Linked DNA regions of Homo sapiens: region 2 is linked to region 1. A link is an interaction called in ENCODE POLR2A ChIA-PET data of the cell type or tissue named here. Cell type or tissue: A673. All regions are shown on one strand.

Region 1 (5,000 bases):
TAAGTGATCCTCCCACCTCAGCCTCCCAAGTAGCTGAGAACACAGGCATGTGCTACCATGCCTGGCTAATATTTTTTTTTTTTCCCTTGTGGAGTCGAGGTCTCACCATGTTGCCCAGGCTGGTCTGAAACTCCTGAGCTCAAGTGATCCACCCGCCTCGGCCTCCCAAAGTGCTGGGATTACAGGCATGAGCCACCATGCCTGGCCCAGAATTTTTTTTTTTTTTTTTGAGACGGAGTCTTGCTCTGTCGCCCAGGCTGGAGTGCAGTATCGCGATGTTGGCTCACTGCAAGCTCCGCCTCCCGGGTTCACGTCATTCTCCTGCCTCAGCCTCCCAAGTAGCTGGGACTACAGGCGCCCGCCACAACGCCTGGCTAATTTTTTTTTTTTTTTGTATTTTTTAGTGGAGATGGGGTTTCACCATGTTAGCCAGGATGGTCTCGATCTCCTGACCTCGTGATCCGCCTGCCTTGGCTTCCCAAAGTGCTGGGATTACAGGCGTGAGCCACCGTGCCCGGCCCAGAATTTTTTAAAGTAACAAAATTTAATGGACACTGCCAAAGCTTTACCCTCCCTCCGTCCCTTCTACTGCCTCTCCTCCTTAGAGATAGCCACTCTTTTGATTCTGGTATGATTGTTCTCCTATATTCTTTTTTCTTATAAAAATATGTGCACATATCTGTAAAGAATAAACATGTGGTACACTCCTGTAGTCCCATCTACTCGGGAGGCTGTGGCAGGATGATCACTTGAGGTCAAGTGTTTGAGGCTAGCCTGGGCAATATAATGAGACCCCATCACTTAAAAAGGCGGGAGGGGTCACGGTGGCCTACACCTGAATACTAGGACTTTGGGAGGCCAAAATAAGAGGATCACTTGAGTTTAGGAGTTCAAGACCAGACTAGGCAACATAGTGAGACCCCATCTCTACAAAAAAAAAAAAAAAATTAGCTAGACGTGGTGGCGCATGCCTGTTGTCCCAGCTACTTGGGAGGCTTAGGTTGGAGGATCACTTGAACCTGGGAGGTCAAGGCTGCAGTGAGCCATTGATCATGCCACTGCACTCCAGCTTGGGCAACAGAGCAAGACCCTGTCTCAAAAATAAATAAATAAATAAGTAAATGGTATGGCTTTGTGTAGTTAGGACATTTATGAATGTTGTCATACTGTGCTTTGCAACTTGTTTTTTTAGTGCAACGGTATATTTTTGAGGTTTAGCCATGTGATTTCTTTCTTCCTTTTTTAAAATAGAGACAGGGTCTTTCTCTGTTGCCCAGGCTGTTCTTGAACTCACGGCCTCAAGCAGTTCTTACACCTTGGCTTCTTAAAGTGCTGGGATTACAGGCCTGAGCCACCATGCCTGGCCCTATCTATGTGGATAGACAGAGATCTATTAACTGTGTATATTATGCCATTGTATAAACAAGGCACCATTTATCTGCTTACTTACTGATGGACTGTTGACTTCCTCTGCTTTTTAGAATTACGAACAGTACTACCAAGAGCATTCTTTTTCTATTTTTTTTTTTTTTTTGAGACTCCGTGCAGTGGCACAATCTCAGCTCACTGCAATCTCCGCCTCCCAGGTTCAAGCAATTCTTCTGCCTCAGCTTCCCATGTAGCTGGGACTACAGGTGTGCTCCACCACATCCAGCTAATTATTGTATTTTTAGTAGAGATGGGGTTTCACCATGTTGGCCAGGCTGTCTTGAACTCCTTACCTCAAGTGATCCGCCTGCCTCTGCCTCCCAAAGTGTTGGGATTACAGGCGTGAGCCACCATGCCCGGCCCCCAGTTTCTTTTAATTATTCACGGATCTGTTTCTCGGCTCTGTCTTCCATTCATGTATTTGTCTATCCAGACCATACCAATGCCATACTGGTTTAGTTACGATTTGATGAAGCAGTAAGCAACAGTGTAGGTTCTTGAGTCAGACTGTCCAAGTGGAATTCTGCCTCTATCACCTATTAGCTTTGTGCCTTTGAATGAGTTATTTCATCTGTTTGTACCTCAGAATTCTTATCTGTAAGTAGATTGTAATAGTACCTACCTCATGAGATTATTGAGGCTTCAGGAGGATGATCCAGTTATTAATATACTCAGAGCAATGCCTGGAATGTGGAAATGCTCAGTAAATGCTAGCTGTTTATATTCCTACTTGACATATAGTTCTCAAGGCTCTATATTTGACAGAGAATCTCCTTTATTCTTGTTTTGTTTTTAAACTTGTCTTAATTGTTCTTCTGTACTCTTTCTTATTAATTTTAGGAGCAACTTGTCAAGTTCTATAACAAAGCCTATTAGGAATTTTTTTTTTCTTTTGAGACATGTCTCACTCTGTCACCCAGGCTGGAGTGCAGTGGTGCGATCTCGGCTCACTGCAAGCTCCACCTCCTGGGTTCACGCCATTCTTCTGCCTCAGCCTCCCGAGTAGCTGGGACTATAGGCACCTGCCACCACGCCTGGCTAATTTTTTGTATTTTTAGTAGAGACGGGGTTTCACCGTGTTAGCCAGGATGGTCTCGATCTCCTGACCTCATGATCCGCCCACCTCGGCCTCCCAAAGTGTTGGGATTACAGGCGTGAGCCACCGCACCTGGCCAAGCCTATTAGGATTTTTATTACAATGTACTGACTGACAGCTTATTAGGTTAGAAAAATTGTCATATTGAGTCATTTCATCTTTGAATTTGATATATCTCATAATATATTGCTGAGCTTGAGAAGGAGAGTAGGAAGGATGAGGTTATGAGGTAACAGGGAGCCAGAACGCAGGGCCTGGCAGGCTGTGCCTGATAAAAAAGGCTTTGACTTTTATTCCTGGGAAGGTGAAGAGCTGCTGGCTCTGAGCAGAGGAGTGACATGATTATACCTACCTCTTAACAGGATTCTTTGATTCATAGTGTGCTGCTTTTGGGGTAAGAAAGGGAAGGATATATATGAATGTGTGTCTGTGTGTTTGTGGAGGGGGGGGGTGTGTGTGTCTGTTTGCTTATATTTTCAAGAAGGAATAATGGAAAAATAAATGAAAAACTTACCAAAAAATGGTTACCTATAGGAGGAGGGAGAGAAGGGTATAGGAATAAAGTACTTCTGTGAATTTACTTTGTTACATAGTTTTAACTTTGGAACTATGCATATATTTTATATAATTACAAAGCAAGAGTAAATAAAAAAACAATTGCCAGATTTTCAAAACAAACTGAAACGAACATATCAAGTTTGTGGCAATGACTACACAGAGAATAATTACTTCAAGTAACTTTAAAATACAATATTTTGACTGTTCACCCTGGTGGAATGTGTTAAAAGGACGTAATGAACTGCTAAGAAATCTAAAACCACATTCTTAGTAAAACAAGTGTTATTGTTGCTAGGAGGTTTGAAATTGTTACATTGAAAGTATTATAGTTACATTGTAAGATAAAGCAAATAATTATGGCAGTGTTGTTAGGAATAAAGATCTTCAATAGAAAAGAAAAGATTACAAGTATAAAAAGCAAAGAAATCTGCAATTGGAACTGTAAATATCAATATGGACTCTCTCTCTCTCTATATATATATGTGTGTGTGTGTGTGTGTGTGTGTGTGTTGTGTGTGTGTGTGTGTATATATATATATATATTTTTTTTTTTTTACCATAAATGCATTTCTGGTCTGGCGCGATGGCTCCCAGCACTTTGGGAGGCAGAGGCAGGTGGATCACCCGAGGTCAGGAGTTCGAGACTAGCCTGGCCAACATGGTGAAATCCCGTCTCTACTAAACATACAAAAAAATTAGCCGGGCATGGTGGTGGTGGGCACCTGTAATCCCAGCTACCTGGGAGGCTGAGCACGAGAATCACTTGAATCCAGGAAGCAGAGGTTGCAGTGAGCTGAGATTGTGCCAACTGCACTTCAGCCTGGGCGACAGGGTGAGACCCTGTCTCAAAAAAAAAAAAAAAAAAAAAAAAAGCATTAGAAGCAGTGACAGTAATATAGCATTTAGTATCCCCAGTGCCCAAGTTGTGGTCTTAACTATTTCCCACTAATAGGAACCAGGGCTTTTTAGAGAAATGGCTGATTATAGGTCCGGGGCAGGAAATAGACAAGATACACCTAGGACTAAGGAACTTAACAAAAGCTAATGGAATTGTGTCAGAAGGACTCAGGAACCAATTTGGAAGGGTTCCCAGGGCTTAAGATAGAAAAGTTTGAGCATCAAAAAACAATAAGCTAGGCATAGTGGTGCCTGTAGTCCCAGCTACTCAGGAAGCTGAGGCAGGAGGATCACTTGAGCCCAGTAGATTGAAAACATCAAATACATAAAAATTCATGCATTTGAAATAATTTTCAAAGAAAGTGGAACTCATCGGTCATGATTTTGGGTTGTTAGGGGAGTTAACTAAATTCTTTAAAAATTAAAGCATTTTAATTCTTTAAAAATTAAAGGCAAAAAATTAAGCATTTATCCCACCTTTCCTATATAAACTGTTAACTCCAAGAAACCAGAGGGTTAATGAGAGAGAAGCCTTCTTTATAGAAGAATTCCAGTTAATAAATGCTGAAGGAATACTAGAACTAGAAAATTGCTGTTTTGCCACCCCTAATGAGGACATAGATCTAGGAAGCCATCACTAGGTGAGAGGATGGTGGGAAAATATAGGAGAAATCTGGCTACCTGCCATCTGAATCCACCAAACAATCTTGGCATTGCTACAACTGTGGCAGCCAGACATGATGTGCCTCATGATACTATGTAAGGGGAAGTACCCAGCCACATTCATGAACTGTTCTTGCCTAAAAAATTGAACATGACTCCAAGCCTAATGCAAATCTCTCAGTTTATAGGAAATACAGGGGTCAGAGGAACAAGTTAAAGACACCTCGAGGTTACAGTCAGCCAAATCCAAAATGTAGGACATTTTATAGGATAGATGACTTGATTTCTCTAGTAGATTGATGGCATGAAAGAGAAAAAAAGCAGGAAGGGAAGTTGTCATATAAAACAGAACTTTAAG
Region 2 (5,000 bases), 270 kb before region 1:
TTTTTTTTGTATTTTTTTAGTAGAGATGGGGTTTCACCATGTTGGCCAGGCTGGTCTCAAACTCCTGACCTCAGGTGATCCACCCACCTTGGCCTCCCAAAGTTCTGGGATTACAGGTGTGAGCCACCATGCCTGGCCACTTTACTAAATAAATTTTAAAAGCTTTATCAGGGAAGAAAACTAGTGTCAATTCAACTAATCTGAGGTGAATCTGAATTCACTACACTCATAGAAAGGATAGAGAGATACATTTAATTCACTCTTTAAAATAGTTTACTGATAATGTTTGATCCCTTTCGTCCATTTAATAAGATAGATTGCTTTGTTTTTGCAATCACTCTCCTATCTCCCCACCCAAGCTTCTGATCCTCTGACTCTTGACTTGGTCTACCCTGTGAATTACACCCTAGAGTCTGTAAATTTATTCACACATATTCATACACAGATACGGTAGCATTTTAAAATTTGGCCAGGTATAGTGGCTCACACTTGTAAATCCCAGCACTTGGGAGGCCAAGGTGGGAGGATGAGCCCAGGAGTTTGAGACCAGCCTGGGCAACATAATAAGACCCTCATCTCTACAAAAAAAAAAAAATAGGTAGGTGTGGTGGCACTCATCTGTAGTCCCACCTACTGAGGTGGGAGGATCATTTGAGTTCAGGAGTTGGAGGCTGCAGTGACCTGTGATCATGCCACTGCACTCCAGCTTGGGCAACAAAGAGAGACCCTGTCTTAAAAAAAAAATTTATTTTTTTTGAGACAGAGTCTTGCTCTGTTGCCCAGGCTGGAATGCAGTGGCGCCATCTCGGCTCGCTGCAAGCTCCGCCTCCTGGGTTCACGCCATTCTGCCTCAGCCTCCCGAGTAGCTGGGACTACAGGCGCCCGCCACCACGCCCGGCTAATTTTTTGTATTTTGTTTAGTAGAGACGGGGTTTCACTGTGTTAGCCAGGATGGTCTCGATCTCCTGACCTCGTAATCCGCCTGTCTTGGCCTCCTAAGGTGCTGGGATTATAGGTGTGAGCCACTGCGCCTGGCCAAAATTTTTTTTTAATTTAACAATTCCAATATAATAGGGATTTTTAAATTTTATTAATTTTACAAATATTTTTGAGAATCTGCTACATGCTAAATATAGTTGTAGATACTGGGAATACATCTGTGAACAAAATATTTGAAATCTCTGCCCTCATGAAGCTTATATTCTAATTGGGAGAGACATGATAAACATGTAAAATATTAGGTAATCTTAAGCGTTATGCGAAAAAAAGTGAAGCAGAGTAAGGGAGAGAGTAACAGGGTGATATTCCACTTGCCAAAGAAAGCATATACTATTTTCAGGGAAGTAGTAGGATATTTCTATAGCAAAAAGCTGAAGGGGAAGGGCTCTTTGCACAATTTTTGGTGGGAGGGGTCCTATGTTTACTCTTACAGTGCAGCAGGAGACATATGATGTGCATTTTGTTTCATTACATAAAATACAGGCTTGAGGAAATGAGAGTAGTTTTAAATTTCAGAACAGCAGAAGGTTCTTTGAAGTTGGTCACTCAGCACGTAATGTATTGCCTTTGTATGCAGCGAGGGTTCATTTATTGATATCTGATGAAATGCTCCTCCTTAGATTTTGAAGGGCTACTTTTGCTGGATTGTAATACTTTTCCCTCTGATTACGGTAGAGACAGGCTATAACAGGCCAGCACTTGTACTAGTTTCAGATTATCTACCATGCCTATGTAGGGATGCTAGTATTTCTACCTCAGAAGCCCAAGGCTTCTTTACCTGTTGCTGTTGTCATCTAATTTTCCTATTTAAAAAATACTATTTTCCCTAACTTACCTTGATACTCAGCAAAACCATATTTTGTGTCATGTGTCTTATCAGGAACAGCACTGCCTAGAAAAGATACAAAGCCAGAAGATTTTTTTCAGCTTAGTCATGTCTATTTTTTCTCCCCTGTAACTAAGACATTTATCAGCATGATTGATTGGATTTTTTTAGGGGGCGAGGGAATGAAGGACTTGATTCTCAGTCCTTCAGAGATGTACTCTAACAGGTTCAGTACCTTCCTTCCTCAAGGCAATCAGATTTGGTTTAGAAATGTGCCTCTTGTCTTTTTCTGATGATCCAGATTTGAACTTTGCTCCATTTATTGGGGCAAGATGGCCATATTTTATGGCCTGTAGTTAGCGCAGACTTCAGATTTCTTCTGAAAATATCACGGCAATAATAATGTGATACAGTGCTACTCAAATACTTAAATTTTGAGTTGTTTATATCCTTGAAGACAACATTGTGAAACATAATACTCATATCCTCAGTTTCGTATTAGATGATTACTAATCCAGAGACAAAGCTGTGCGATGAAATCAGGAAATATTCTCCAGAGTGTTTCCCAAGAAGGATGGGCACTTCATTTTGTTAACAGGATATGTTAGTGAGTGAACTCTAATAAGGAAGTTATAAAGCTGTTAAAAGGCTTAAGAATCCTTTTTTGTCAGCAAAAGAGGGCCAAAGTGTTGGTAAAAATCTTTGGAATAAGACCTAATGAGTTGGCTCCAGCAATTCACTTTATATGATGTGCTGTAGAAGTAGCTACTGAAATTGTGCTCAATATTTTGGTGTATAATTACAAACTGAGCAGGAATGGTTTTATGCAGCTTGTTAGGGAAATAATATTCTAGTCAAAATATGTAAACACCAAGGCTGTTTCTTTGAAGTGTAGCCTTCAAAGAGTTAGGTTATATCCATTTTGTGTATGCTTGGTACATAGTTTAGTTTTAATAAATGCTTGAAATAAAGGGGAAAAGCAGAGTACCATGTAAGGAAAAGCAGTCTAATGAGCCGACAGAGAGAACAGATTTTTTTTAGGGTAAACTACAGAATAGCCAAGAAGGCTTGTCAATCACAGGTTGCTTTCAGAAATAAGACATTCCACACTGGAAACTAAGGAGCCACAAAGGCAGAGAACTTGGGAACATGTCACTGGTGTTGAGAAATAAAAGGAAGAATAAATTCTGAATGAGAGTGGATTTTGATTTAGCTTAGATAACATGGTTTTCACATTGATGAAAACAGTCTTCAGTGTCACAGGAAGAATGCAGAAACTACAAACTTAATTGGTTCATAAGGCTAGACTGTCAATATAAAAGGTGAATTCACCCAGTAAGCTACAATTATGCCTCTCTTGGAAGGGGATCTGATATTCTCCAATTTCAGTAAACTGGATTTGCAGTTTTAAAATGTATTAACACCCAGTATGAGCTTAGTACTGACTTTTAAAGTAGGAGAAGCAGTATACCAAATAATTTATGAGCGTAGGCTTTGGGGTTTTTTTTTGTTTTTGTTTTTGTTTTTGAGACAGAGTCTCGCTCTGTCGCCCAGACTGGAGTGCAGTGGTGCGATCTTGGCTCACTGCAACCTCCGCCTCCCAGGTTCAAGCGAGATTCTCTTGCCTCAGCCTCCCGAATAACTGGGATTACAGGCACCCGCCACCACGCCCAGCTATTTTTTGTATTTTTAGTAGAGATGGGGTTTCACCATGTTGGCCAGGCTGATCTCAAACTCCTGACCTCGTGATCCACCCACCTCAGCCTCCCAAAGTGCTGGTATTATAGGCATGAGCCACCACGCCCAGCCGAGCGTAGCCTTTGAAAATACTTGGGTTCTAGTCTTAGCACTGCACTATGATCTTAGTTCCTTGCCTACTAACAAAGGAAAAAAAAAACTTTTTAAATGTTTAAAAAGATCTTAGGTAAGTTACTTAGCATCTATAATTTTAAGCTTTCTTAGCCTGTTATCATAGTGGTTAAGAATGCAGGCACCAACATGAGGATTCAAATCCCAGCTCTGTTGCTTCCTAGCTATGTCATCTTAGGCAAGCTACTAAACTATGGCTCAGTTTCCTCATATGGAGGGAGGCAGAGAGAGAGAGAAAAATTACCAAAATCATTGGATTGTTGACATTCATTGATCCCTGAATAAATGTTAGCTGTTATCAGGAATTTTTGTGAGTACCTCCTAACTTGTAAGTACTAGGTATAGGCCAGGCATGGTGGGTTTTGCCTATAATTCCAACATTTTGGGAGGCTGAGGCAGGAGTATTGCTTGAGGTCAGAAGTTCAAGACCAGCCTGGGCAACATAGTGAGACCCCCATCTCTGCAAATAAAAGAATCAGCTGGGCATGGCAGCACAGACCTGTAGTCCCCGCTACTTGGGAGGCTGAGGTGGGAGGATCTCTTGAGCCCAAGAGTTCAAGGCTGCAGTGAGCTATGATCATGACACTGCACTCCATCCTGGGGGACAGAGTGAGACCCCATCTCTAAAGATAATTTTTTTTTCTTTTATGAGACAGGATCTCGCTTTGTCACCGAGGCTGGAGTGGCATGATCATGGCTTACTGTAGCCTCAGGCTCTGGAGCTCAAGCCGTCCCACCTCAGCTCTCCTGAATAGCTGGGACCACAGGTGCATGCCACCATGCCCAGCTAATCTTGCTTATTTTTTATAGAGATGAGGTCTCACTATACCCAGGCTGACCTCAAACTCCTCGACTCAAGTGATCCTCCTGCCTCAGCCTCCCAAAATTTGGCGATTATAGGCGTGAGCCACTGCACCCAGCCTAAGAGTAAATAAATTTATAAAAGAAGTACTGGGTATAATTGCTATCTTTCAAGAAACTGACATTCTGGTTATAAAGATCAGGCTAACACATATGAAAATAAAATCAATATAGGGCATTATATAAGTAAGTGTTAAAGAGTGTGATATAGACAATAAAGTTTTATTCATTAAATGAATATTGCCTACCGTGCACCAGGTAGGCAGCAGTGAGTACTGAGGATACAACAGTGAATCCTACACAGTTCCCATTCTCAGGAAGCTCACAATCTTGTGATAAAGCAGATATTAATATTAGTAGATGGGTAGTAGAATCATATAACACAGTGAAATAAATGCTACAGTGAGAATTAGAACTGGGAGCTGTGGGAGCTCACAGGAGAGGC

The links. Peaks named below come from ENCODE experiments on the same cell type or tissue, not always from the same donor. Only the 100,000 strongest peaks of a DNase experiment are listed, where the experiment ranks them.
Region 2: POLR2A ChIA-PET joins it to region 1 with 7 read pairs; 2 of 35 experiments call an interaction of 5 or more read pairs at or near these places.

Annotation. Positions count from the first base shown.
Region 1 is chr22:31,564,603-31,569,602 of GRCh38, forward strand. All of the region lies in intron 8 of SFI1 (SFI1 centrin binding protein), which reads left to right. Among named protein-coding and RNA genes, the nearest start is that of MIR7109, 54 kb to the right of the region's middle. In A673, no CTCF peak of the experiment used is centred here; no DNase peak of the experiment used is centred here.
Region 2 is chr22:31,294,107-31,299,106 of GRCh38, forward strand. LOC105372997 (a long non-coding RNA gene) reads right to left here. Exons shown (of 4, transcript XR_001755493.3): 2 at 1,835-1,891. Among named protein-coding and RNA genes, the nearest start is that of PIK3IP1, 4.1 kb to the left of the region's middle. RefSeq lists an enhancer at 1,385-1,434. In A673, no CTCF peak of the experiment used is centred here; no DNase peak of the experiment used is centred here; H3K27ac peaks cover 651 bases.